Linked DNA regions of Homo sapiens: region 2 is linked to region 1. Evidence: chromatin loops called from intact Hi-C (ENCODE). Cell type or tissue: Calu3. All regions are shown on one strand. Links, peaks and the distances in the headings refer to the core of each region. The heading gives the core; the rest is flanking DNA.

Region 1 (16,771 bases), core at 4,413-12,412:
TCCATACCGTTTATGAACCTTCTGTCAGCAGATTTTAGGAGGCAGCCGCCTTATGAGATGAGTGATATTAATCCATCCATTTCACAGATTAGGAAATTGGCCCTAGCTGAGACCTGCTAGTTCGTGGCTCATTTCGCTCAGCCTTAATTCTATCCAGAGCCCCAGTTGTCTCAAACCCACACTTCTAAATGACCCTAATTCACAGGTTGGCAAACTCTTTCTGTAAAGGGCCAGACAGCAAATCTTTTAGCCTCTGCCATGCACACAGACCTCAATTGCAGCCTCTTAACTCTGCCGTCGCAGCACAAAAGCAATCTTGGACATTATATAAATGAATGGTTGTGTTCCAATAAAACTCTATAGACACAGAGGTAGAAGTTCATATGTTTTACATGGCACAAAATACTTTTTTTATTTTTTTCTCCCACCATTTAAAAATATATTTTAAAATTCTTAGCTCACAGGCTATACCAAAACAGGTCTAGATTTGGCCCACAGGCCACAATGTGTCAATGCCTGCATTAATCCACTCATGTATCAGTGATGGCAGCGGCAGGCCATCTGGAGCAGCCACTGCCATCACGCTGGCCACGCAAGGAGGCACAGCCAAGGCTGCATGCTTCGTGGAGCCAGCAGGAGCCGAGGACAAGTGAGAGCCCAGCCCCTTCCAAGTTGGGGTGGGAGCTCCCTGGGTGTTGCTGCAGCCGCCCAAGCCACGGCTGCTGACCCAGGTTCTTGGGGCCCAGGAGCAGGTGGGAGCCCCACCCTCCCAGGGACACAGTTGCAGCCACCCAAATCTTGGCTGTAAACCTGGGCCTCCCACTCCACGGAGCAGGCAGGAGCCCCAGCCTCCCAGGCATAGCTGCAGCCACCGAAACTGCAGCTGCAGACCTGGGCCTCGTGCTCCATGGATCAGGCAGGAGCCCAGCGCCCCCGGGTGCAGCTGCAGCCGCCCAAACCATGGCTGTGGAACCAGGCATCCCTGCTCTCTTGGGGGCCCAGGAAGGCCCAAGTACCCCCCGACCCCCTGCCGCTGCCACCCTCACCGGCTTGCAAGCGCCTGCTCCTGCTGCCTGGCTTCTCCCTGCTGTCAGTGCCTGCTCCAATCTCAGAGCAAAGTCAGGGCCAAGACTGGGTGCTGTTGTGGCCCAGCTGGGTGTGCACACACTCGGAGCAGTGCTGACATGCCAGCCCCCTGCCTCTTCAGCCCCCTCTGGACTTTGGGTGCCACGAACATAGGAGGGAAGCTGAGTGGGGGCTGAGGGCAGCTCGGCACTGGCCTGCAGGCACCCCTTGGCACCTACAGCCTGGGCACCAAGAACAGCAGCAGGAGGCAGACAGGTTCCTGGGTGGATGGGGATGGTCCTGGTGAGGCCCCACCTTTAGGCCAGGGAGGGCTGGGCTGCCAGTCCCACAGACTGGAGTGGGAACTTGTGGTGCCTTTTCCAGACCCACCTATGGCTGCCCATGGGCCAATCAGCATACACTTCCTCCCCTCTGAGGCCCATAAAAACCCCAGGCTTAGCCAGAGCTGAGCAGACATTGGGATGACCAGCTGCAGGGAGGAGCTACCCACTCTAGGGCCTCCTCTCTGCTGAGAGCTGCACAGATAATGGGAAGACCAGCTGCAGAGAGGAACTACCCTCTCTGCTGATAGCTGAACACTTGCCAGGACAACCTGCATAGCAGAGAGGAGCTACCCTCTCTGCTAGGAGCTGAACACTGGTCGGGACAACTTGCATAGCAGAGAGGAGCTACCCTCTCTTCTAGGAGCTGAACACTAGTCAGGACAACTTGCATAGCAGAGAGGATCTACCCTCTCTGCTGATAGCTGAACACCTGCCAGGACAACTTGCATAGCAGAGAGGAGCTACCCTCTCTGCTAGGAGCTGAACACTGGTTGGGACAACTTGCATAGCAGAGAGGAGCTACCCTCTCTGCTGATAGCTGAACACTTGCCAGGACAACTTGCATAGCAGAGAGGAGCTACCCTCTCTGCTAGGAGCTGAACACTGGTCGGGACACTCTGGCTGCAGAAAGGAGCTGCCCCCTGTAGGTTTCCTCTGAGCTATTCTATGGCTCAGTGAAGCTCCTCTTCAACGTAGTCACCCTCCACTTGTCTGCATACCTCATTCTTCCTGGTCACAGGGCAAGAACTTGGGGCCGGCTGAATGGTAAAACTAAAAGAGCTGTAACACAAACAGGGCTGAGACATGCCCCTTGCTCACCACATTGTGGGTGAGAAGGAAAGAAGAGCTACAGGATGGGCAAAGAGAAGGAAAGAAGAGCTACGGCCCTTCAGGGGCCCAGACTTGGGAGCTCCTGAACCAGGGCTGTGACTCACTCTTTGGGGCCCTGTGGTTCATGGTATCTCCAACCTTCAGGGCATCACTGTGTTCCCTTGGGCCAGCCATGGAAGCAGGTTGTGGTGTGCCTGGTCCTGCCATAACCTAGCAGTGAGCCGGCACCCATGCCAGCACCTGGAGCTGCCTGCCTTGCTGCAGCAGCCAGCATGTCTGACTGTGCGCAGTGGCCGGACCCCATGCTCTCTCATACACCCCTTGCCATTCCACACCTGACTTGCCCTTGGCAGAGGTGAGTCCCAGGCCAGTAGCATAAGCCAAGTGCAGCCTGCCAGGCCAACTGGGTGAAACGAACCCAGCGGGCCTGAGTGAAACTTGGGCAAAGGCACCACTGGCACAGAGGTTTCCAGCCAGAAAAACAACACCCCAAAAATCCTGTAACATGAGGCAAGCAACTCTTAATAGCAATGACCTGGGGTGGGGGGGCGGGTCTGGGCCCTGTCAGTAGTGGTGGTCTTGTGTCCATCACTTCATTCCACCCTTGCTCCTCTTGGCTTGTCCTTAGGCCTGCCCAGCCCTTAGCTCTCTGATTCCCAGACTGCACTCATTTCTCTCTTTTTTTTTTTTTTTTTTTTTTTGAGACGGAGTCTCGCTTTGTCGCCCAGGCTGGAGTGCAGTGGCGCGATCTCGGCTCACTGCCAGCTCCGCCTCCTGGGTTCACGCCATTCTCCTGCTTCAGCCTCCTGAGTAGCTGGGACTACAGGGGCCCACCACCACGCCCGGCTAATTTTTTGTATTTTTAGTAGAGATAGGGTTTCACCATGTTAGCCAGGATGGTCTTGATCTCCTGACCTCGTGATCCACCCATCTCAGCCTCCCAAAGTGCTGGGATTATAGGCATAAGCCACTGCGCCCGACTGACTGCACTCATTTCTAAAGACAGCACTATCCACTCTACCACTGTGCCTTAAGGAGCCTAGCCTCAGGGCCTTTCCTAGAGATGAGACACTTCAGACTGCTTGGAAATTCAAGGTAGGGGCAAGTATTTATTTCCAAAGAAAATCTTATCCTCACAGCCAGTTTGCAACCACAGCCTAAAGTGGGGAAGGCGCACCCAGGCCTGGGTAAGCCTGTTGTCAGAATTGAATGGTTTAGAAGTCACATTGGTTTGGTGCTTTTCACAAGCAGCTCCTTCTGCATTTTATCCTGAAGTTCTCATGACACTGAACTCTTTCAGCGGATTATTTTAGCTACCAGCCAATTCTGTAATCTCTATCCCTGGGGTCAAGTTCAAAGAGAATTCCAATGTGATTAAGTAAACATATGCAAGTAGTAGATTTATGGGCTACTGTGCTATTCTTTGTGATGTTGGCATTGGAGGAAGGGAATTTTAACAGCTCCTGTGTGCTCAGTTTATTTTCTAAGAAATTAACTCATCAGTCCCCATTGTGGATAAAAGCACTTCTTGGGACATTTAAAATTCAAAGTCATGGCTCTCTTTGAAGAGGAGGAGGTGGGGAAAGGATCTGGAGGAGGAGATGATTAACAAGAAAGGACCGGTGATGAACCTCAGCTGTTTGTGAATGCATGTGGCTTGTGGAGAGGAGCGGAAGTGAGTTTCAGGTATTTCAGTCCATCATGACTGTGAAATTGAACTGTAAATGCTACCTGGAGCAGTGGGCTGGAACTGCCCCACGCAGGGAGTTAATGGAAACGTGGAGAGCCTTTTTCTTTTAACAAAGTACTTGAGCAATTATTTTAGCCCATCCACTGCACAGGGGACCAAGCAGGCTGCCGGGTTACTGAGGCAGTTAGAGGCAAAATAAATTTTCTAACAGCCTTTCCCATTCAGATACTGTGGTCCTGATTTGCCACTGGCAACAAGTGATGTTTGGTGCCCAAACCCTTCCCAGCCACCACTTCAGTCCCGGGGTGCAGAGGCCCCAAGGAAAACAATTGGTCAAGGGATTCAAGGCACAGCCTTTTCCCTGTATGAGGAGCTGTTATCATCCCACCTTTCCATAAGAGCATCTCACTTTACAGTTGAGAAAATTGAGACTTGGGGAAGTTACTTAGGCAGAGCTAAGGCTGAAAATCAAGTCAGCTCATCTGAATCCTGTGTTCTTTTCATTATGCCACCATGATATGACCCTCAGTATCCTGAAATATCTCATGCCTCAGCCCTCAAATCAAACTAAGCAAGGGTCAAGTCAAGACTTGCTGGGGATGCCTTAGCCTTGAATAAGAAAAAAGGGAAAATGGCGGGGAGGCAATGTCAAAGCAGCTGGAGTCCCACTGAGATCTGTGAGGACAGACCTGCATGGGCGTGTCAGGGAAAGCCAATGGTGGTTCCACCAGATCTGTGTTTGCAAGAAGGCCAAGCTGCATCTTGAGATCCATTCCATGGGGAAAAAGGGAGGCTAGGTGGAAGTTATTGCCCCAGAAACAGATTTTTGGAGGGGAGAGAGCTCGATGTGGTATTTGTTGTTTGTATGGGTTGGCTCCCCAGCTGGCCCCTGTGGATTCCTGATGGAATTTTACAGACAGCAGAAGCTGGGAAGAGAAAGGTAGCTTAGTGCATACTCATTAACAGGTTCTGAGGCCAGGCAGCCTAAGCCTAGTCCTGCTGCCCACCTCTTAATACCCATGAGACCTTGTATAAGTTATTTGACTAACCTGTGTGTACAGGTTGGGTATCCCTTACCTGAAATGCCTGAGATCAGAAGTGTTTCAGATTTTTTATTTTTTCAGATTTTTGAATATTTGCATTAGACTAACTGGTTGAGCATCCCAAATCAGAAAACCTGAAATCCAAAACGCTCCAATGGGCATTTCCTTTGAGAGTCATGTCAGATGTCAGTGCTCAAAGAGTTTCAGATAGTGGAGCATTTTGAATTTTGGATTTTCTGATCTGGGATGCTCAAGCAGTATCATGGGATTTTAAAAAGTGAATGATTTTATGATTTTCTAATTCTATCATTCTCAGATCCTTGGCATAGGAGAAAATGGACAAATATGTAAGAGAGAAGAAATCTAGTAAAGGATCTGTGGTCAAATTTGAGTAGGAGGCATCAGTAAGTTGTTTTTGTTTTGTTTTGTTTGTTTTTTTGAGACGTTATTTCGCTCTAGTTGCCCAGGCTGGAGTGCAGTGGCTCAATCTCGGCTCACTGCAACCTCCACCTCCCGGTTCAAGTGATTCTCCTGCCTCAGCCTCCTGAGGAGCTGGGATTACAGGCATGCGCCACCACGCCCGGCTAATTTTGTATTTTTAGTAGAGATGGGGTTTCACCATGTTGGTCAGGCTGGCCTCAAACTCCCAACCTCAGGTGAACCACCCACCTTGGCCTCCCAAAGTGCTGGGATTACAGGCGTGAGCCACCGCGCCCAGCCCTGTAAGTATTTATGATATATTTTATCTTTAAAAAGAAAAGAACTATTTACAAGATTTACTCACTGAAAAGGCCTAGAAACAATCACCAATCCAGGAGAAATAAGCATCCCTCACAGCTAGATGGGGCATTTGAAATACCATTTCCCTTCTAAAGGAACTCGGAAATGACTGGTTCCAGAACTGGTTCAGGAAATATACAAGATGAGACTCATGAGGACACAAATGTATCAACATTCATCTACTAGTTTATAGAAAATACAACAAACCAAGGAACATGTTAAAGGACACCAAGCAGATGTAACAGCAAAACCCAGACTGGAGGAAGCCCTACGAGGAAAACAACCTGGTTTCTTCCACGATTACGTTGCAGGAGGAAAACAGGGGATGGAGGCAGGAAACAACAGAATAAACTAAAACTTAAGAGTCAAGACAACAGGACTCAGAGGCTAACTTGAAGAAACTGCCACTGGCCAGAGTTGGGAAAGTCTGAACATCAATAAGGGTAATAAACTGCTGTGGATGGAAACACAGCAAATACATTGAAACCCATGAAGTCCATAATGCTACTAAAACAACTAACTGATTGTCATTGTAGGATGCTGGGGAACCCATTTATTAGTTGATTAAAACTGATTAAAGGCAGGGCAAGGTGGCTTATGCCTGTAATCTCAGCACTTTGGGAGGCCGAGGCACTTTGGATTGCTTGAGTCCAGGAGTTTGAGAACAGCCTGGGAAACATGGCAAAACCCTGTCTCTACCAAAAATAAAACAAAAAAGTTAGCTAGGTGTGGTGGCGTGTGCCTGTAGTCCCAGCAAGTTGGGAGGCTGAGATGGGAGAATCACCTGAGCCCCGGACGTTGAGACTGCAGTGAGCCAAGATTGTGCCGCTACACTCCAGCCTGGGCAACCAGAGAGAGACCCTGTCTAAAAAAAAACAAACAACGAAAAAAAAAAAAAAAACACTGATTAAATTGAAAGAATTAAATATTTAACCTGTCTTTCCAATAAGGATTGTGCCACCAGGGAACTCAAGAGTTGATGGGGGTTAAGTTTCTCTTTCTAGAAGTATCCCAGCTAGTAAATAAGAAAGAATGATGGAATTCGAATGTCACCATTTTGTAATCCCTAGTGAATTCAGATTCATTCATTAACCATTGAAGCATTGATCCTCAATGGCTGCTAACATGAGAGAGAGAGAGAATCAGACACTGTGTGCCTCCTGGTAGAAGATCACACCAACACCTATGAAGTAGTGATTTTTTTTAAAAAATGAACCTGAATCAGCTGGAGCTTCTAGATTCAACTACCAGTTTATAGAAAATACAACAAACCAAGGAATGTGTTAAAGGACAGCAAGCAGGTGCAACAGCAAAACCCAGATTGGAGGAAGCCCTATGGGGCAAACAACCTGGTTTCTTCCATGATTAAATTGCAAGAGGAAAAAAAAGGAATGGAGGGAGGAAACAACAGAATAAACAAAAACTTAAGAAACAAATGAACCAATCACAATATACTGACTTTTTATGGATCCTGATTCAAATAAACTGTTTAAAAAGTATGATATCTATGAAGTAACTAGAAATCTGAACATTGACTTGATACTCGATGATACTGAGAAATCATTATTAATCACTTTTAGAGGTGATAATGCTTTTATGGACTTTTTTTTTTGTCTGTTTTTTTACAAATAGAGTCCTTATGTGATGCGTCCTTATCTCAGATACATGCTAAAATGTTTACAAATAAAACAGGATGTTAGGGATTTGCTTCAAAATAATATGGGAGGAACCCAATCAGAAATTGGGCAAAGGGCCTGGCGCGGTGGCTCACGCCTGTAATCCCAGCACTTTGGGAGGCCGAGGCGGGCGGATCACGAGGTCAGGAGATCGAGACCAACCTGGCTAACACAGTGAAACCCTGTCTCTACTAAAAATACAAAAAATTAGCCCGGCATGGTGGCGGGCACCTATAGTCCCAGCTACTCAGGAGGCTGAGGCAGGAGAATGGCGTGAACCCAGGAGGTGGAGCTTGCAGTGAGCCAAGATTGTGCCACTGCACTCCGTCTCAAAAAAAAGAAAGAAAGAAATTGGGCAAAGGACCTAAATAGACACTTCTCAAAAGAAGACATCCAAATGGCCAACAGGGATATGAAAAAAAATGCTAATTATCACTGGTCATCAGGGAAATAAAATTTAAAACCACAATGATATCACCTCACACCTCTTAGAATGGCTATCATTCAAAAGATGAAAGATAAGTTTTAGGAAGGTTGTGGAGAAAAGGGAACACTGCTGCACTGTTGGTGGGAATGTAAATTAATACAGCCATTATGGAAAACAGTATGGAGATTCCTCAGAAAACTAAAAATAGAGCTACCATATGATCGAGTACTCCCACTTCTGGGTATATATCCAAAGGAATTGAAAGCAGTATGCTGAAGATGTACCTGTACTCCTATGTTCATTGCAGCATTATTCACAATAGCCAAGATACAGAAGCAACCTAGGTATCCATCATCAGATTAATCACAGACAAGGAAAACATGCTATATACACACAATAGAATATTATTCAGCCATAATGAAGGAAATCCTGTCATTTTCCATAACATGGGTGAACCTGGAGGATAAGTGAAATAAGCCAGGTACAGAAAGACAAATATACTGCATGCTCTCATTTATATGTGAAATCTAAAACAGTTGAACTCATAGAAGTAGAAAGTTGAATGGTGGTTATCAGAGGCTAGAAGACGGGGTGGATGGGGAAAGGGGAGATACTGATCAAAGGGTACAAAACTTCAGTTAGGAAGAATAAGCTTTAGTGATCTATTGCAGAGTGATGCATACAATACATAATAATGCACTGTATATTTCAAAATTGCTAAAAGCGTAGATTTTAAATGTTTTCACCACAAAAAGACAAGTATGTGAGCCAATGAATTTGTTAATTAGCCTGATGTAATCATTTCATATTATAAACATATTTCAAACCATCACATTGTACCCCATAATATATACATTATTTGTGAATTTAAAAAAAAACAAAAAATTAAGCATTAAAAATGCACTGATATGTGTTATTTTTTAAACAAATAATATGGGAGGAAATAAGATTAGCTATGAATTGATCATTGTTAAACCTTGATGATGGAAACATGGAATTTATTATATTATCCTATCTGATTTTGCATATGTTCAATTTTCCATTATAAAAAAATGGAGAAGCAAGAACAAGAATAAGAGATCATACATGACTAGACATGTAAAGTACTTAAAACAATGACTGGCAGGCAGCCTCTCAAACCACTAGCTCTTGGAAGAAAGAGCACATGGTCTGTTTTGTAAGAACTCCATAAAGCCCTCAGCCTGATGCCTTGCAACTCCTCTGACCCTGAATGTATTGACCCCTGGAAGACCCAGGGCCTGGGCCTCAATGAGGGATGATGGTAGTACCCAGGGGAGGCCTGGCCAAAAAGATGGCAGATGCCTAGCAGAACCTTGGGTAGCCCGTGGCGCCACCTGGTGGGAGAGGACTTGATCCTCAGTTTGTTGAAGTTGCTTTATGGGAACTCCCTAAATTGCTTGGGTGGTTTTATAACAGGGCTAAAGATCCTATGTGTAAGGCTGGGGTAGAACCGGGTTAATTGGGATTATTACTTGGTATAATCAAGTACATATACAAGCCATATACTATATACACAGCCTGTTAAGATCTACAGAAATTCAGGTGGCTTCTTACTTACAAAAAGGTAAACATTTCTTGCACAAACTTGGAATAATATTTTGGCAGATATTCAACTTGGTAGTTTCCTATGGGAAGAGAAAACCCAGTGGCTTCTTCTGTTCAAGGTCATTTGAACCTTGGTGCATTTGGATGCTTGACCTCTGAGTAAAGCCAAGGGGTCCACAGAACAGAGCCTCTTCCTTTTTCTCAGCAAATAGTTATCAAACCAGTAGTGCTCCAGCTTCGCAGGGCATCAGAATCACTTGGTAAAAATACATGTTCTGGGCCAGACCTCCGTGGGCAGGCCTAGGAGAACCAGGGCCCTACACAAACCCTCAGCACTCCAGGATAGGCTGTTTCTGGCTCAGTGAAAGAAAGAAGAAGTGAGACTTTCTTTTCTTCCACTTCCCATTGGTTCTAACTCAGAACATGTAAGGCCACCGTGCCTGTGTCCTGTAAGGCTACCATGCCCGTGACCTATTAGGCCTCCATCCCTCTGTCCTGTGAGGACTCCATGACTGTGTTCTGTAAGGCCTCTGTGCCTCTATCCTGAAAGGCCTCTGTGCCTCTATCCTGTAAGGTCTCCATACCTCTATCCCGAAAGGCCTCCATGCTTCTATGCTGTAAGGCCTCCGTGCCTCTACCCTGTAAGGCCTCTGTGCCTCTATCCTGTAAGGCTAACATGCCTCTGCTCTATAAGGCCATTGTGCCTGTGTGCTATAAGGCCTCCATGCCTGTGTCCTGTAAACCTCCATCCCTCTGTCCTGTAAGGCCTCCATGCCTGTGTCCTGTAAGGCCTCCATCCCTCTGTCCTATAAGGCAAATGCTCTCTGTGTCTTGATGGTGCTGGAACCTCACTGGGTGGGCCTAGGATGACAGGCCCATGCCAAGGCCAACTGATGGTCATTTCCCTGAAGCCAATGCCTTTACACTTTCCCTGCTGTCCTGAGCCGCTGACTCAGAGATTCCCAAATGACTCAGGTGCTCTGTCTTCCTGTGGATCCAAGAAGAGAGAGGCATCTCCTGGCAGACTTGGGGAGGAGATGGCTGATCTGCCAGCACCTATGCACAGACCTTGTACAGGAAATACCAACCCTAGAGAAGACCCGGCTCCTGCCCCTTAGGGACTCAGCCTAACCAGCCCTCTCCAGGCTCACATGGCCCCGTTCTGGATCAGGCCTCCTCCCCGTCTCCCTTGAGCCAACCTAATAATCCCCACTCTCTTCTTCCCAGTCTCTCATCTTCCCTAACTCTTTTTTTTTTTTTTTTTAATCGAGACAGAGTCTCACTCTGTCCCCCAGGCTGTAGAGCAGTGGTGCTGTCTCAGCTCACTGCAACCTCTGCCTCCCAGGTTCCAGCGATTCTCATGCTTCAGCCTCCTGAGTAGCTGGGACTACAGGCATGCACCACCACATCCGGCTAGCTTTTGTATTTTTAGTAGAGACGGAGTTTCACCACGTTGGCCAAGCTGGTCTCAAACTCCTGACCTCAGGCGGTCTGCCCGCCGCAGCCTCCCAAAGTGCTAGGATTACAGGTGGGAGCCACTGCGCCCGGCCTTGCTAACTTCTTTTCCTTCTGTCTCACTTTCTTTCTAAAAAGAGCTGGGGAAGCTTCTTCTGGAAAATGGCAAGTCTCATTCATCTCTATTCTTCCCACAATGCCTGGCTCAGTGTGTGTTACATGGTGGGTGCTTAATCTGTGTTTCTTGTAGTCACACAAATTGTCTTCTCTGGTGTTGGGAAGGGGAGAGATTCTTCTGTAGGAGTTCTTCAGGCAGTACTTGTACCAACCACCACTAATGCACAAAGTGAATGATCCTGGCGATGCAATGGAATCCTCGTGTTCAGGGCATGAAATGGTCATGGCCCAGCAAGGCCGTGCTTCTTTGGGAAGGGGATAGTGTTCATTTCAGGCACTGTGGATGGTGTCCTAGTTCAGGCTGCTATAACAAGTTACCACAGACTGGTTGGCTAATAAGCAACAGAAATTTATTTCTTACTGTTCTGGAGGCTGAAGGTCCAAAATCAGGGCACCAGCCTGGCTGGTCCTGATAAGGGCCCTCTTTTTTTTTTTTTTTTTTTTGGAGACGGAGTCTCGCTCTGTCGCCCAGGCTAGAGTGCAGTGGCGCAATCTCGGCTCACTGCAAGCTCCGCCTCCCAGGTTCACGCCATTCTCCCGCCTCAGCCTCCCAAGTAGCTGGGACTACAGGTGCCCGCCGCCACGCCCAGCTAATTTTTTTGTATTTTTAGTAGAGACGGGATTTCACCATGTTAGCCAGGATGGTCTCGATCTCCTGACCTCGTGATCCTCCCGCCTCGGCCTCCCAAAGTGCTGGGATTACAGGCATGAGCCACCGCGCCCAGCCAAGGGCGCTCTTCTGGGCTGCAGTCTGCAGACTTCTCTCTGTATCCTCACATGGCAGAGGGGACAGGAGAGCTCTTCAGGGTCCCTCTTTTTTTTTTTTTTTTTTTTGAGACAAAGTCTCGCTCTGTCACCCAGGCTGGAGTGCAATGGTGTGATCTTGGCTCACTGCAACCTCTGCTTCCCGGGTTCAAGTGATTCTCGTGCCTCAGCCTCCCCAGTAGCTGGGATTATAGGCGCCCACCACCAGGCCCAGCTAATTTTTGTATTTTTAGTAGAGACGGGGTTTCACCATGTTGGCTAGGCTGGTCTCGAACTCCTGACCTCAGGTGATCCACCCCTCCTCGGCTTCCCAAAGTGCTGGGATTACAGGCAGGGTCCCTTCTATAAGGGCATTAATCCCATTCATGAGGGCTCTACTCCCAGGACCTAATCACCACCCAAAGGTCCCACCTACTAACATCGTCATGACCTTGGGGGTTAGGATTTCAGCAGGTGGCTTTGCAGGTGCACCCACATTCCTTCCACACAGATGGGGCACATCTCTGGTAGCCCACAGAACTCTTCCCCGCAGTGTCCAGCCAAAAAGAGCCTCTTCCCTCCTGAAGCCTGAAAGGGCTGAGAACCCCCTCTGTGGCCCCAGGGGCATGGTGTTTTCAGAGCACTCTCCAAGGAGCTGCACCAGCTGCAGAGCCAGCCTCAGGTGCATCTGTGCACTGGCACAGCAGAAGTACCACCTCCACGCTCATCAGCCAAGGTGGGGGTCAGATTCTGAGCACCGCAAACAGCAGGAGGAGGAGGTCTCTGTCCCTGAAGATACCACTCTGAATCCTGGAGGAGACCAGGCCAGCCTGTCCCACACTGAACAGCCCTGTGAGCAGCCAGGAAAGAGTTCCTGGCCTCTGCCCTCATTGATCTGCATTTTACACTAATCCCAGTGCGATTCCAGGTGTAGCTGACCTCATTCTCCACCCTCTCCAGCCAGAAGCACTTTATGCGATTGCTCAAAAAAGATCCGCTTATACAATGCTTCATGAGATAAAGATTTTACTAACACCTTGGTGGGAAGATCGGAAAGACATTTTCTATCACACACCATAAGGGGAAGCTTCATAAAAATCACCTTTAAAAATTCCCTGTTCTCTGAAAATATCCTCCCTGGGCACTAGCCAGCTTGTTTCCTTTTGTCCCTTCCGAAATTCTATTGTCCTCAGCTCTGGCCTTTACCTGAAACACTACTGAGCTAAAAGGGCACCAACCATCACCATCTATTGCAAATGAAGCTTGTTCCTTGGTGGGTGGGGTTGGGGTCCTTACCTTCCATCCATACCCCAGGCTGCTTCTCAAAATACTCTTAAGTCCCTTGAAAAAAATGTTTATTGGCAGAGGACAGATTACGCTCTCAAGAAAATCAGCTGGTCTTCACAGTGGTACAATAATAACAAATGTTTTAGGTTTCTCCCGTGAATCAGGCACTGGGTTGAGCATCAATGCGTACCACCTCATCTTATGCACCCCAGCAACCTCGTGAGGTGAGTGTCCCTGCTGTTAAGATGAGAAGATTCAGTCCCAGAGAGACTGAGCACCTAGTACGAGGTTAAACCGCTAGTAAGCAATAACAATCAAATTTTTTTTAACAAGAAAAGAGTTAAGTAGAAATTTCTCTAAAAATGATCCCAAATGGCCAATAAGCACATGAAAAGCTCCTCAAATCATTCATAATTAGGGAAATCTAAACCACAATGAGACACCACTTCACACCCTCTAGGAAGGCTATAATCAGAAAGATAATGTTTTGGCAAGGATGTGGAAAAATGGAAACCCTTGTACATTGCTGGTGGGACTATAAAATGACATGGCCACTTTAGAAAACAGTCTGGAAGCTCCTCAAAAAGTTTAACATAAAACTGCCATGGCACAGCAATTCCATGCCTAGGTATATATACAAGAAAATTGAAAACATATGTTCACACAAAAACTTACACACAAATGTTCATACAGCATTATTCATGGTAGCCAAAAAGTGGAAGCAGCACAAATGTCTATCAGCTGATGAAACGATGAATAAAATATGTTATATCCATAAAATGGATTATTATGCAATTCAATGATGTATTGATTCATGCCACAATATGGATGAACCTTGAAAACATGATGCTAAATGAAAGAGGATAAACATAAAAGGCCACACATTGTGTGATTCCATTGATATTAAATGTCCAGAATTTTCTAACCCACAGAGACAGAAAATAGGCCAAAGTTGCCAGGAGACTGTGGGAAGAGGGAATGGGAGGTGACTGTTAATGAATGTGAAGGTTTTTTTTTAGCGGTGATGAAAATATCCTGGAATTAGAAAGAGATAGTGGGTACTGAACCTTGTGAGTATACTAAAAACTACTGAACTATGCACTGTAAAAGGGTGAAAGCTATGGTATGTGTATTAGTCCATTCTCACGTTGCTAATAAAGATATACCCGAGACTGGGTAATTTATAAAGGAAAGGTTTCATTGACTCACAGTTTTGCAAGGCTGGGGAGGCCTCAGGAAACTTACAATCAAGGTGGAAGGGGAAGCAAACACACCTTCTTCACATGGTGGCAGGAGAGAGAAGTGCAGAGCAAAGTGGGGAAAAGCCCCTTATAAACCATCAGATCTCATGAGAACTCACTCACTATCACGAGAATAGCATGGGGGAACTGCCCCCATGATCTAATCACCTCCCATGATTTCCCTCCCCCAACACATACATGGGGATTACAATTTGGATTACAATTCAAGATCAGATTTGGGTGGGGACACAGAGCCAGACCATATCAGTACGTGAATTACATCTCAAGAAACAAAATCCAACCAATAAAAAGCCAGCCAAGAGTCTAACCCAAGCAACCCTCCAGCACTCTGCACCATTCATGAGGGTAATCCCAACCTAACACAACTGAGTCCCTCCTGAGAGGAATCTTGCTACCCACATCAGCTGCTGAGGGAGGAGGCCCCACCATTACAGCTAACCAGATCAAAGGTGGAGGAACCCCCACAGACCAGCCAGAAACCTAGGACTTCAGTAGCTTGGCTCAAGATGGCAGACCAGGTTGGTCAGACCTTTCTCTCCCTCTGCCTCTGGAATTTGGAACTGGGGGACAAGGACGAAAAAGTTCAGCCGTGGGAGCTAGGCAGAAAGGCATGAGGTAGACCTGGATTCAGAGCAGTCACTGGAGATGGTGAGCAGGCAGAGGTCGGGAGGGAGACAGCAGCAATGACCTGAAAGCCAAGGAAGGTGTCCAAGGAGAGGACAGAGTGGGCAGCAAGGGAAAGAGAGACATTGTGGAGAACTGCTGTCTTTCTTTCTATCCCGTGGCTCTGCAGGCACCATGAGAACAGCAGTGCCAGAATTCTGGTTGTGGAATTCCCACATGTCCCAGTGGTGTCTTTGCAGTGACCACCTGCTCCTCACTGGGCCAGCTTGAGTAGGGTCTGCCTGCGACACACGGCAGGCATTTGAAGCCTCTGACTGTGTGCCCAGCTTGGAGAGGCTGCTCCCTGGGTTCAAAGCCTTAGGGATGGGTTATTTCCCTTGCAAAGAAAACAGCAGATCTCAAAAGGCATTATCAGGAGCACGGCCAAGAGAGCATGAGGCCATCCGCCTGAGATCCTGTTTGTAGAACCCCAGGAGCCATTTAGACACTGGCCTCGGAAGCCCTTAGGCCTGCCCAGCAAACAGAATGTGATCAATGTGACAGTGAGTGAGGTGTGTGTTTCCACAACACTGACCAGTTACCACTGTGGTGTCTTTCTTTGCTTTTTTTGTCTTCTGATTTATTTGATATGATTTAGCCTCTTCAATCACCTCAACTTAGCCCAATATAAATAGGATAAAAATTGGTGTAAAATAATCAAGGTAGTCAGACTAGATATCTTATCTAGAGTGACCTAGAACTCTTCTAAGTAAGGAGAAGACATTTCACATGTCACTTTTAATGAGAAAAAAACAAAAACAAAAAACAAAAAAACCTGTTCCTGGAAATATTTACCTTCATCTCCTGTGCTGAGAGATGGGGGCAATTTGTCAGCTTTGATCTCCACTTGTTAGTTACCAGGAAATGAAGTGCACTTGAGCCAGTGGGATCATGAAGTCTCACTCTTGCTGCAAAAGTTGGCAGCAGGGGACAGAGCAGCCTTGTCTTTCATTTTCTGAGATCAAAGCTGAGCCAGCACAAAGACAGAAGGGGTATTCAGATGAGATGCACCTGCAGAAGAACCGATGGTGGGATACTGACCCAAGAGGTCACTGGACCAGCATCTCCCAGGAGGTCTCCTCTGCTTCTCCTCCCTCCCCAGGGAAGGGCAGGGTGTAATCCAGGGCCCTGTATGGCCTGTTGAGCCAAGCACCTGCTCATGCACCACATATCAGACTCCAACTCCAGGCAAACCCAGCACACCTGTGCACTGGTGCATTTGTTCTGATGCTGTCCTTCATACCTGTCTTAGACTTTCTACCTACAACCTCAGGCTGGTCCCTTCCTGAGTCTCACCTGTGCAGCCCAGGCAGGTGGACAGGTGAGACTAGGGGGTGGAAGACGAGGCAGAAGCTGCCTTCTTTGAGGACAGACTGTCTGTTATGAGGAGGCTGGGGTCTGACCTCTCGGGTACCCAGAGGCTAACTGGTAACCACGTGCTATAGTTTGAATGTTTGTCCTCTCCAATGCACTTGTTGAAATTTAATTCCCAATGTTGGAGGTGGGACCTAATGGGAGGTGTTTGTGTCACAGGGTGGATCCTTTCTGAATAGATTCAGGCCATCCCTGAGATAAGGGCAAATGAGTTCTTGTTCTATTAGTTCTGACCAGGGCTGGTTGTTAAACAGAACCTGGCACTCGCTCTCTAGCTTCCTCTCTCACCATGTGGTCTCTGCACACGCAGCTGCCCCTCACCTTCCACCATGAGTGGAAGCAGCCTGAGGCCTCACCAGAAGCCAAGCAGATGGTGGTGCTATGCTT
Region 2 (13,193 bases), core at 511-8,510, 160 kb after region 1:
CAGGATATTCAAACTGATCAGTCTGTATCATCTGCCCACCTGTGGCAGGAGCAGAGCTGTGACCAACAACCCTACCAGGAGCCTGGGGCATGAGGGAGGCGTTGTGCAGACAGACCCAGAGAAGGAATACACGAAGGCTGCTTCAACCACTGAAGGCTTGAGATGGCACGTGAGCTGGCCTCAATGGCTCAACGCAATCTACTAGGGGACAGTGAGGAGGCAGAGCAAACACGCATGGGACAGGAGTGATCCTAGAGAATGGCTGGAGAGGGAGAAGCAAGCAGAGCGAGCCACAGAGCCCCACTCCCGGGCCACGTCTGCTCCACCTCTCACCCCTCCTGGCCTGTCTGCCACTTGATTCTGGGGGTGGGGCAGGGTGCAATGATGACAGATGAGGAAGCAGATAGCATACTGACTTCTAGTTAGTCTATTTAAAAATGGAGATTGGCACCACCAAATCCTAGCTGAAAGCATGTTCAGGTGTGCAATGCTGCAATCATTAGGAAGAAGGAGGCCAAACCGGCAGGTGCAGCTACTGAGACCATTCTGGCAGGAGAACCCAGTGCCTGAGGTGAGCTGGCTGCAGTCTCTAGAGGCAAAGGAGGCAGTCATTGCCGGGCTTTCAGGGTGAAGGCAGCAGCAAGGATAAGACAGAGCTCAGGATTTAGAACCCAACATCCTGCTTTCAAATTTTTTGTATTTTAAAAAAATAAGTAAACAGGCCGGGCACGGTGGCTCACGCCTGTAATCCCAGCACTTTGGGAGGCCAAGGCAGGTGGATCACCTGAGGTCAGGAGTTTGAGACCGGCCTGGTCAACATGGTGAAACCGCATCTCTACTAAAAATACAAAAATTAGCTGGGTGTGGCGGCACGTGCCTGTAATCCCAGCTACTTTGGAGGCTGAGGCAGGAGAATCACTTGAACCTGGGAGGTGGAGGTTGCAGTGAGCTGAGATCGCGCTACTGCACTCTAGCCTGAGTGACAGAGTGAGACTCCATCTCAAAAAAAAAAAAAAAAAAAGTAGACCTATAACTATGCAAAAAAGCTACCCATAATTCTACCACCTGGAGAAGACCACTGTTAGCAATTTCATATATATCCTTCTACACTTTTACATACATTTTCTTATATATCCCCATATTTTTTACACAAAATATATAGAAGCAAAGATACGTACCGTTTCATTTAACAACAACAAAAAGTGGAGATGGAGATCAGACTGTGTCCTGGCCTCGTTTAACAGTGATAGGTGTCAGCGTGGTTCCATGCCACTGCGTGCCCTTTTATTTAAGGGTGAGAAATCTGAGATCCAGAGGAGAGAAATAACTTGCCATTTCTGTGTAGCAGGTCACTGGTGGATCAGAAACAGCGATGCTGGCTCTCACTCACTCTGGTCCTTTCCAGCCATGATGCTGCTGCATGGTGACCTCCCTTTGAAGGTGACACTTCTTCAACATGGGGGGCCTGTGGCCTCCAGCTGCAGGCAGCAGCTAGGGGCAGCTGGTGCGATATGCCTTGGACTTCCCCAGCAGATCCCAGGACTCACAGCCCTCAGCCTCAGGGCAGCCTGCAGAGCAGCCACTGTGACTCCCTGGCCAGGACCCCGGACCGGACTTCCCAGGAGCTATCACCTCCCACCCTCCAGCTGGGTCCAGTTACTACACAGAGAGATGAGCCTGGACATTACCTCTGGCCAAGAGACAAGGTGTGGCTGGTTCAACCACAGGCCATGGGTACACCCGCCCAGGCATGTCCAGGCAGTCAGGATTCATCTTCAGGTCGTCAGGGGACATGTGGCGTGCTTTTCCTGTGGCCAGACAATGAATGCTCTTTGGCTCCAGGAAGGGAGCTGTTCCTCACCAAATGTCACAGCAGTGGACACAGGGGCCCTGACGATGAAAGGCATCCTGAAAGGCAAGCCCACCACCCTGAACCTTCCCAGGGAACTGAGGGAAATGGAGAAGTTAAAGGACAGCTGGAGACACCCACCAGGCTGCAGACACACCCCAGGCTGCAGACACACCCACCAGGCTGCAGTCTGCAGAAACAAGAGAGGAAAACCTTAGCAGTCAAGAGAGCTGATGGGTGAAGGGCACCAGCTTTGGAATCTGCTAGCCTGGGTTCCAATTCCCATCAAGTTCTTGCTGGCTGTGTGACCCTGGGTGTGTTGCATTCCCTGTCTTAGCCTCAGCCTCCACATCTATAAAATGGGATTACTCATGATACCTTCCTCCCTGGATAACTGGAATTTAAATGAGGAGCCAGAGGAGAGCTCTTAGCACACTGCTAGGTGGGTTACTTATGGGTTTTTTGTTTGCTGTTTTTGAAACAGGGTCTTGCTAGGCCAGGTGTGGTGGCTCACACCTGTAATCCCAGCACTTTGGGAAGCCGAGGCGGGTGGATCACTTGAGGTCGGGAATTTGAGACCAGCCTGGCCAACATGGTGAAACCCCGTCTCTATTAAAAATACAAAAATTAGCTGGGTGTGGTGGCGCACATCTGTAATCCCAGCTACTTGGGAGGCTGAGGCAGGAGAATTGCATGAACCCAGGAGGCAGAGGTTGCAGTGAGCTGAGATGGTGCCATTGCACTCCAGTGTGGGCAACAGAGGAAGACTCTGTCCCCCTGACCCCCAAAAAAGGAAAAGAAACAGGATCTTGCTATGTTATGCTGGTCTCCAACTCCTGGGCTCAAGTGATCCTCCCATGTAAGCCTCCCAAGAAGCTGGGACTACAGGCATGCACCACCGATGCCTGGCTACCCACTGTTTTTATTATTTACCTAGTGGTGCTGAGAAAGGAGAGATACCACCTAAGTGAATGTAACCACATCATAGACACCCAAAACACCAACTAGTGTGCTCGTCATTTTCTTTTCTTTTTTTTTTCTTTTTTTTTTTTTTTAACAGAGTCTTACTCTGTCACCCAGGCTGGATTGCAGTGGCACAATCTTGGCTCACTGCAACCTCTGCCTCCCAGGCTCAAGCAATTCTCATGTCTCAGCCTCCCAAGTAGCTGGGACTACAGGCGTATGCCACCATGCCTGGCTAATTTTTGTATTTTTAGTAGAGACGGGGTTTCGCCATGTTGGCCAGGCTGGTCTCAAACTCCTGGTCTCAGGTGATCCGCCCACCTTGGCCTCCCAAAGTGCTAGGATTATAGGCATGAGCCACCGCGCCCAGTCAGGTGTGCTAATCATTTTCTAAACTAAATGTATTAGGCACTTCCTGCCTTTTTAAACAGAGTAAATGAAATTTAACATGTTCCCAATAACTCAGAATTGACATTACCAAATTACTACACTCTGCCATCCCACAGTACTATCCGTAGAAGTAGCCGAGTGTATGTCTAACACCACCTCCTCTATCACCACCAACTCAATGGCCTGAGCTGACCATGAGTCATCAAAGAAAATGTTACAAATGTATGTAAAGATTTAATGGGTTCCTAGAAAGGAGCTGACTCTCCTGTATAGCAAAACTACTCAGTAGAACACGGAGAGAGTTACCCAAAGCCTTTTACTCACGCCCAACTTCTCAGCCTCTTCCTAGATGGCTGGGCTTCTGAGGGTCAGATTCGTAGAAAGGGGACCATTATTCTGTTCATCCAACATGACTTTCAACACAGAGAGTGCTTCAAGGTGCTTTGTCTTTTAGATACATGCATAACTACTATCACTGAAATATTAGGTTGGTGCACAAGTAATTGCGGTTTTTGCCAAGAAAAGTAATGGCAAAAACCGCAATTACTTTTGCACCAGTGTAATAATTAGCATCTTCCGCTAATCTTTTTCTAGAAATTTGAGAGAGACTTCAGCTGAGTTAAATTCATGTCTCTGACACTGGGTTTCTCTTTCCAGCCTGTAAAGACCACTTTGAGGATGATGAGACACATCCTGAGCAGAGCCAGCTAGGCGTGGCCCCTTGAAAACAGCCCTTGTTTCCCGATCACATGATCTCAGCTCCTTCTCCAGTGGCACTCATCACATTATTCTGCAGTCACTGAGCTTCTGTCACCCAACAGATATTTGCAAAGTCCCATGATGTACCAGGCACCAGGAGAGCACTGAGGGTCCCTCTTTCCAGAAGCCCCCATCAGTGAAGGGAACAGACAGGTGGCAGCGGTCTGTCCTGCCTTGTGGCCAGGAGGTAGCAAGTACAAAGTCCCTGGGGTCTTGGAGGACAAAGTGACCAGCTCTGCTGCATGGGAAAGGAGGAAGCTTTCCTGAAAAGGGGACACTTGAGCTGAGCCTCGAAGGCCAAAAAGGAGGAAGGGTGCCTGTAATCCCAGCTACTCAGGAACCTGAGGCATGAGAATCACTTGAACCTGGGAGGCGAGGTTGCAGTGAGCTGAGATCGCACCACTGCACTCCAGCCTGGGCAACAGAGTGGGACTCTGTCTCAAAAAAAAGAAGGGAAGGGTATTCCTGGCAGAGGAAGAGGCTTGTGCAAAGGCACAGAGGTGTGAATGTTTGCAGCTTCCGTGGAGCTGAGGCAGAGGCTGAGTCCAGACTGCAAATGTCCCATCAGTGTCCATGCATCACCTTAGAGACAGTCTGGGCAGAATTGGGAAAGGACCCAAGAATCTCCCTCCAGTCCCTTACCTCTTGGCTGGAGCTCATCCCAGGAGACCTGCAGCCCTGCTTTACAATCCAGGAATTGAAGGTTCCACAAAAGCCCGCGAGACAGGTCCCCCCAAGCCCAGGCACATCTTAAAGAGCTTGTGATCGTTTGCTGGAGACTGCACCTGCAGATGACCAACTGGACCACAGAGCGGCAGATCCCCTGGCCTAACAGGCTAAAAATAGTCCCAGTGTAGATTTCCAGACAAGACTGACGCACTCAAACCAAAAAGACTCACAGATTTGCACAGCTGATGAAAACTAAAATATCAACAGGCTCCTCCAGCCTGCAGAGCACCTTACTCAACCAGACAGAGATTTAGCAAGAGATTCGTTTTCTGAGCTCCTGCCAGATCCCGGGAGGAGAGGCCAGAGAGTTTGTTATCATCTCTTAAGTAAACCATGATTCATCCTCATAGCAGAAAAAAGAATGAGGTGGCAGTATATATACTGACTTGGAAAGACTCTAGGACATAGTAAATGATAAAAGCAAACTGCAGAATGTATGGAATCACAGATATACTAAATTAAAAAGTGTGTGTGTGTGTGCGTGTGTATGCATGTGCGTGTGTTCATGTATAAATGCATGGCAAAAAGCCTGGAATTCCTCACAACCACGCCATGCAGTAGTATTGTTATCCATTTAAGCTTTTGTGAGGTTAAGTAACTTGAACATATGGCATAGTAAATATGGCTATTATATCCAGACCATATGGAACTGGATTATGATAACAATCGCTGAGATTTATATAGCAAACTTTTTTTTTAAGAACTGAAGAATACTCACTAAACCCATTCATTTTACTGTGTGCCTGGCACTACTCTTGCCTCTGGAGATAAAGTGATGAAAAAGTACAAGTGAAGTCTCTGCCTTCGTGACACTAACACTCCAGGGTCACCTCCGGGGAGGTAATGATAGAGAGTGGGAGTCAAGGAGATAAAGGAAAATATTATCCTTGTCTATAATGTTTGAATTATTATTATTATTTTTTTTTTTTTTTGAGACAGAGTCTCGCTCTCTCTCCCCGTCTGGAGTGCAGTGGCGCGATCTCGGCTCACTGCAAGCTCCGCCTCCCGGGTTGACACCATTCTCCTTCCTCAGCCTCCGAGTAGCTGGGACTACAGGCACCTGCCACTGCGCCCAGCTAATTTTTTGTATTTTTAGTAGAGACGGGGTTTCACCATGTTAGCCAGGATGGTCTCAATCTCCTGACCTCGTGATCCACCCGCCTCAGCCTCCCAAAATGCTGGGATTACAGGCGTGAGCCACCATGCCCGGCCTGAATTTTTTATAATAGGAATTAATCCACTATTTGAATAATTAAAATTTATTTTTAGTGTTCTCAATGAAAAGGCACCCTTTGCCTTTGAGGACATTTTTTTCTTTTCTTTTCTTTTCTTTTTTCTTTTTTAGAGAGACAAGGTCTCATTATGTTGCCCAGGATGGCCTCAAACTCTGAGGCTCAAGTGATCCTCCTGCCTCAGCCTCCAAGTAGCTAGGACTACAGGCACGTACCACCACACCTGGCTGCCTTTGGCGGTATTCACTCTTCAAGCCTACCACCCAACTACTAAGAGTTGATTTTTAATAACTTTAATTTTGGGGTTGTTTTTATCTTTTTTCCCTTTTTTGAAATGGAGTTTCACTCTGTTACCCAGGCTGGAGTGCATTGGCGTGATCTCGGCTCACTTCAACCTCCACCCACCGGGTTCGAGCAATTTTCCTGCCTCAGCCTCCCGAGTAGCTGGGACTACAGGCGTGCGCCACCACGTGTGGCTAATTTTTGTATTTTTAGTAGAGATGAGGTTTCACCATGTTGTCCAGGCTGGTCTTAAACTCCTGACTTCAAGTGACCCACCTGCCTCAGCCTCCCAACATGCTGGGATTACAGGCGTGAGCCACCGCGCCCGACCATAACTTTAGTTTTAATGACTATAACAGTATGTGCATTCAGAAAAGTGAAATACAGGGAGATGTCATTTGGGGGCACCTTGCTATGCACTGTCTCTATGTTAGACCTTTTCCATACACCATCTTGTCTGATCTTCTGTACAACTACAGCAGGAGTTGAGAACAATAGCTACTTCATAGATCCGTTCTTAAACAGGGGTGACTTTGCCTCCAAGGGACATGTGGTAAAATCTGAAGATGTGTTTGGTGGCCACACTGTGGGGGGCAGGGCGGTTACTACTGGGATCTAATGGAGAAAGGCCAAGGATGCTGCTAAACATCCTACAGTGCACAGCACAGCCCACAACCAAGAATGACCCAACCCAAAACGCCAATGGTGCTGGGGTTGAGAGACCATGTCACAGATGAAGAAACACGTTCGGGGAAATGACTTCCCCCAGGTCACACAGCTAGTGTGGTAAGCAGAATAACGGCCATCCAAACCTGTGAGTACGTTACCTTACATGGTAAAGGGGAATTAAAGCTGGATTAAGGTTGCTAGCCAGCTGATCTTAAAATAGGGAGATGATCCTGGATTATCCAGGAAAGCCCAATGTAATCACAAGGGTCCTTATAAGCAAGCAAGGAGGCAGGAGGGTCTGTGTTAGAGATGAAGAGTGAGAAAGACTCAACCAGCCTCCACTGGCTTTGAAGATGGAGTTGGGTTTGACCCCAAGGCCTAGCTCTTGACCACTACACTAGAAGAAGGGTTGGGGAGGAAGATCAGGGATCTTCTATAACCCCACAGTCCAGGGAGAACCATTGTTAATATTTTGGAATTAGGCCAGGCACAGTAGCTCGATGTGATCCTCCTGCTTTGGCCTCCCAAAGCACTTTGGGAGGCCAAAGCAGGAGGATCACTTGAGCCTAGGAGTTTAAGGCTGCAATGAGCTATGATCATGCCACTGTACTCTAGCCTGGGCAACAAGAGCAAGACCCTGTCTCTAAAATAATAACAATAGTATTTTGGAATTATACCATAGTTACAGATGTATATCATAAGCATTCACCTGTGTCATGAAAAATTAATAGAGGCCAGGCGCGATGGCTCACACCTGTAATCCCAGCACTTTGGGAGGCCGAGGCAGGTGGATCACGAGGTCAGGAGTTCGAGACCAGCTTGGCAAAGATGGTGAAACCCCGTCTCTACTAAAAGTACAAAAATTAGCCGAGCGTGGTGGCAGATGCCTGTAATCCCAGCTACTCAGGAGGCTGAGCGAGAGAACTGCTCGAACCCAGGAGGCGAAGGTTGCAGTGAGCTGACATCGTGCCACTGCACTCCAGGCTGGGCGACAGAGTGAGACTCCGTTTCAAAAATAAAAAAAAATAAAAAATTAATAGAAAGTCTAACTTTAATTGACCATGTGATAGTTTATCATGTGTTTTAGCATCATTTAACTTCTTACGTGGGCATAAGTTGTTTTCAATTCTGTGCTAAAACCACCCTGCAATAACTATTTTTACTGAATTTCTGACTGCATTCGGGGTTATCGCCTTAGATTCCTAGAAGTCGAATCATTGATCCAATAGGAAATGAATATTTGAGGTTGTTAATAGATAATGCTAAATAGCTCTCCAAAAACGTAAGTACAGGAAAGTATCCACTTCATCAAATTCTTCAAAATCTGATAGATTTTTAAAAATCATTTGATAGGTAAAAGAGTATATTAATTTGCCTTTCTTTGGTTATTACAGTAGGTAACCTTTTTCTCGTATATTTACAAATCATTTTTATTTTATCTATGATCATTTGTTCACATTTTTTGCCCACTTTTCTATTTTTGTGTTAATAATTTTCTAATCAGTTTGTGTTTTATGTACATAGCAATATCAACATTAAAGCTAGTAACCCTGTGTTCTTGTATATATGACAAATATATTTTGGAAAATATTTGCCATGCATATTTGTTAGGGGAAAATGTTTGCCATAAATAGTTGTTTGTTGTTGCTTTTTAGCATTTTGTTGTTAATGTTTTATACCTTTTATTTAGGTTTTTTTTGTTGTTGTTGGTGGTGGTTTTTGGGTTATTTGTCTTTTGCATTTTTAGTAGACACAAGGTTTTACTATGTTGCCCAGGCTGGTCTCAAACTCATGACTCAAGCAATCCCCTCGCTTCGGCCTCTCAAAGTGCTGGGATTACAGGTGTAAGCCACCACACCCACCCACTTTTTTTTTTTTTTTTTTTCATATTGTCAGATACTTTTCCCTTTGGGATATCAGCCATCATCTAAATGCTTTGAAAGGCCCTCCTAATTCAGAGATGAGGTAAATATTTACATGTATTTCCTATTAGGTTGTGTGTATGTGTGGAGTTTAACTTCTTAATTTTGACTTTAATTTATAACTTCATTATGATCATGAGATGCCCACCATGAGGGCAAAGTTCCTGCAACTTTTTAAGCTTGTCAACAGATGAAAAGGTCAAATTACCACCCCAGGAAATACACAAGTTTAGGCAAAAGTGAGCCTAAATTTGACACACAGTAACTCGTAAGCATCCATGCTGTGGTCCAGCAAGGCCGTTAGGCATAAAGGGTGAGCAGATCTCAGAAGGACGCCAAACAGCATCTCCTCTCCACAAGCCAAGCCATGTTCAGTGTTTCTCCTTTCACACTGAGAATTCCCCAGTGCTTATCATCAGCACATCCTGATGGTTTTCCTGGACTCCCTCCTCCCACCACACCATGCTCGACCTCACAAAGATGCAAGGGTCCTCGCTGGGGGTCCCTGAGCTCCACTTCCCTGATAATCTCCCACCAACACCAAAAGGAAGGATGAAACTCCTCAAACCCACCCTAAGTGGTGACTAGTGTCTGCCTGGATGGAGAAGCCCAAACAAACATCACCGAAGGTGATGGATTCGAGCCTGGAGCAGCGATTCTCAGTAATTCTCAACTGCAGAGCCCAGTCAGCTGTGAAATGTCATCAGCAATATCCGTGATAATAAAGGGATGGCTGGGCGTGGTGGCTCACACCTGTAATCCCAGCACTTTGGGAGGCCGAGGCGGGCAGACCATGAGGTCAGGAGATCGAGACCATCCTGGCTAACACGGTGAAACCCCATCTCTACTAAAAATACAAAAAATTAGCCAGGCGTGATGGCGGGCGCCTGTAGTCCCAGCTACTCGGGAGGCTGAGGTAGGAGAATGGCGTGAACCCGGGAGGTGGAGCTTGCAGTGAGCCGAGATCGCACCACTGCACTCCACCTTGGGCAACAGAGCAAGACTCCGTCTCAAAAAATAATAATAATAATAATAATAATTATTATTATTATTATTATTATTATTAAGGGATTTGGCTGGGCATGATGGCTCATGCCTGTAGTCCCAGCACTTTGGGAGGTGGAGGCTGGTGGGTTGTTTGAGCCCAGCCTGGGCAATGTGGTAAAACCCCATCTCTACACAAAAACACAAAAAAATTAGCCAGGCTTGGTGGTGTGCACCTGTGGTCCCAGCTACTCAGTAGGCTGAGGTGGGAGGACTGCTTATTACTTGCTTATTAATACTGCTCATGGGTTCTGTTGAACAGACATACCACAGTGTATTTATCCATTCTGCTGATGAATATTTGAGCTATTTCCAGTTTGGGGCAATTAGGAACAATGTTAGTGTGAACACTTTTAACAACCTTATTGAGGTATAATTTATATTACTATAAAATGTACCCATTATAATTGGACTATATACAGCTTTGGCAGGGCACAGTGGCTCACATCTGTAATACCAGCACTTTGGGAGGCTGAGGCGGGTGGACTGCTTGAGCTCAGAAGTTCAAGACTAGCCTGGACAATGTGGTGAAACCCCATCTCTACAAAAAATTCAAAAATTAGTCAGGCATGGTAGTGCACCTGTAGTCCCAGTTACTTGGGAGTCTGAGGTGGAAGGATGACTTGAGCCAGGGAGGCAGAGGTTGCAGTGAGCTAAGATCACACCATTGCACTCCAGCCTGGGCAACAGAGCCAGACCCTGCCTAAAAACAGAAACAAACAAACAAAAAATTATATAGTTGTGTAGCCATCACCACCACCTAGTTTTAGAACATTCCATCACCCCCAGAAGTTTCCTCATGCCTATTTGCAGGCAGTCCTCCCTATCCACCCACCCATAGCCCAGGCAGCCGATGATATGCTTTCTGTCTCTACAGTGCTGCCTTTTCTACAAGTGTAATCAGATAATATGTAGTATTCTGTGTTTGGCTTCTTGCACGGAGCATAATGTTTTTAACCTTCAGTATCTATAGTCTGTTCCTTTTTATTTCTGAGTAGTTGATATGGTTTGACTGTGTCCCCACCCAAATCTCATCTTGAATTGTAGTTCCCGTAATTCCTAGGTGTTGTGGGAGGGACCCGGTGGGAGATAATTGAATCATAGGGGCGGTTTCCCCCACTGTTCTTGTGGTAGTGAATACATCTCGTAAGATCTGATGGTTTTGTAAGGGCTTTCCCTTTTTGCTTGGCTCTTATTCTTGCTTTGCCTGCCACCATATAAGATGTGCCTTTCCAGCAGGTGTGGTGGCTCACTCCTATAATCCCAGTACTTTGGGAGGCCGAGGCAGGCAGATCATGAGGTCAGGAGTTTGAGACCAGCCTGTCCAACATGGCAAAACCCCATCTCTACAAAAAATACAAAATTTAGCTGGGCCGGATGGCAGGTGCCTGTAATCCCAGCTACTCAGGAAGCTGAGGAAGAATTGCTCTGCCTGGGAGGCAGAGGTTGCAGTGAGCCGAGATCACACCACTGCACTCCAGCCTGGGAGACAGAGGGAGACTTTTGTCTCGAAAAAAAAAGTCGGGCATAATGACTCATGCCTGTAATCCCAGCACTTTGGGAGGCCAAGGAGGGCGGATCATCTGAGGTCGGGAGTTTGAGACCAGGCTGACCAATATGGAGAAACCCCATCTCTACTAAAAATACAAAATTAGCTGGGCATGGTGGCACATGCCTGTAATCCCAGCTACTCAAGAGGCTGAGGCAGGAGAATCGCTTGAACCCGGAAGGCGGAGGTTGCAGTAAGCCGAGATCACACCATTGCACGCCAGCCTAGGCAATAAGAGCAAAGCTCCTTCTCAAAAAAAAAAAAGTTCCAGTTTCTTCATGTCCTCACTTGGTTTTTCCAGTTTCTTTTACTACAACCACTTTAGTTTGGTAGGTAGTGTGTAAACATTCTTAATCGTGTTTCCTGGTCCTCAGGAGCATCTGTCTGGCTGACTGCTAGGCCACAAATTATTTTTGCCTTCAACTTTTCTAAATATTTCCAAGTTGTTTTCCACATCGATTATACCAATTTAATTCTCTCTAGCAATATATAAGTTCCAGTTATACCACATTCTTGTCAATGTCTGATATTGATAGAATATTTGATTTTGCCAATCTGATGGTGTAAAGTGGTATCTCATTTTAGTTATAATTTGAATTCCCGATTATAATCTAGTTTATCCTTTTAATATCCATTTACATTTCTTCTGCTATAAGTGCCTTTTCACACGTTTCACAAATTTTTCTATTTGTGTGTATATCTCATATCAATTTTTAGTTATTTTATATCTTCTGGGCACTAGGACCTTAGTCAATGACATGTATTACAAACAGCTCCTCTCACTTTTTTTTTTTTTTTTGAGAGGGAGTCTCACTCTGTCACCCAGGCTGGAGTGCAGTGGCCTGATCTCGGCTCACTGCAACCTCCAACTCCCAGGTTCAAGCGATTCTTGTGCCTCAGCCTCCCAAGCAGCTGGGACTACAGGTGTGTGCCACCACACCCAGCTAATTTTTGTATATGTAGTAGAGACAGGGTTTCACCATGTTGGCCAGGCTGGTCACTAACTCCTGGCCTCAAGTGATCCGCCCACCTTGGCCTCCCAAAGTGCTGGGATTACAGGAGTGGGCCACCACGCCTGGCCATGACTTGTCTTTTTACTTACTGTGTGGTGTCTTCTAAGAAACAGAAGTTCTTCATTTTAATTAAGTAACATTTATTAATTCTTCTCTTTATTGTTAGTGGGTTATTTTGTGTGTTTGCCTTGTTTAAGAAATACTTCCTTGCCTTGAAATCATAGGAATTGTCCCATATTGTCTTCTAAAAGCTAGAGTTTTGCCTTCACAGCTAAGTCTTTAATCTACCTGAAATTGATTCTTATCTAAAATGTGATATAGAAGTCTGATTTTTTTTTCCGTAAGGATTCTCAATTACCAAACACTGTCTATTGTAAAGTCCAGCATAGATCAAGTTCCCACCACAGAACAAGTTTCTTTATATGAGTGGGTCTGCTTCTGCACTTTTAATGCTGGTCCATAGGCAACCAATCTATGGGTGGTCAATAGCATCTGAATTATTAAAGCTTTAGAATAATTTTTATCTTTGGCATGGCAAGCCCCATCCCTTCCCTGCCCATCTAGTTCTTTTTCTTCAAGAGTGTGTTCACTTTCTTGGTCTTTGTTTTTCCATATAAACTTTAGAATTGGCTTGTCACATTTGACACACACACACATAAACACACAAAAAGTGAGGATTTTGATTTGAATTACATTCAATCTAAATAGGTGTATTTGGGAGAACTGACAACCTTATAATAGTGAGTTTTCTAACACACAAACATGGCATATCCCCAGTTTAGTTTTCTTTAA

Evidence for each region. Hi-C counts contacts between places; a loop is a spot of excess contacts. Peaks named below come from ENCODE experiments on the same cell type or tissue, not always from the same donor. Only the 100,000 strongest peaks of a DNase experiment are listed, where the experiment ranks them.
Region 2: it touches region 1 in a loop (2.3-fold over the local background); 2 of 110 quality-filtered maps call a loop at or near these places.

Annotation. Positions count from the first base shown.
Region 1 is chr10:118,841,453-118,858,223 of GRCh38, forward strand. All of the region lies in intron 3 of LINC03036 (long intergenic non-protein coding RNA 3036), which reads right to left. Among named protein-coding and RNA genes, the nearest start is that of CACUL1, 95 kb to the left of the region's middle. RefSeq lists enhancers at 1,997-2,498, 2,499-2,998. In Calu3, for the core only: a CTCF peak has its summit at 9,230 (motif pointing left); a DNase peak (open chromatin) is centred at 9,189.
Region 2 is chr10:119,002,107-119,015,299 of GRCh38, forward strand. The region is part of intron 2 of LINC03036 (long intergenic non-protein coding RNA 3036); the gene reads right to left. Among named protein-coding and RNA genes, the nearest start is that of LINC03036, 21 kb to the right of the region's middle. In Calu3, for the core only: no CTCF peak of the experiment used is centred there; a DNase peak (open chromatin) is centred at 4,965.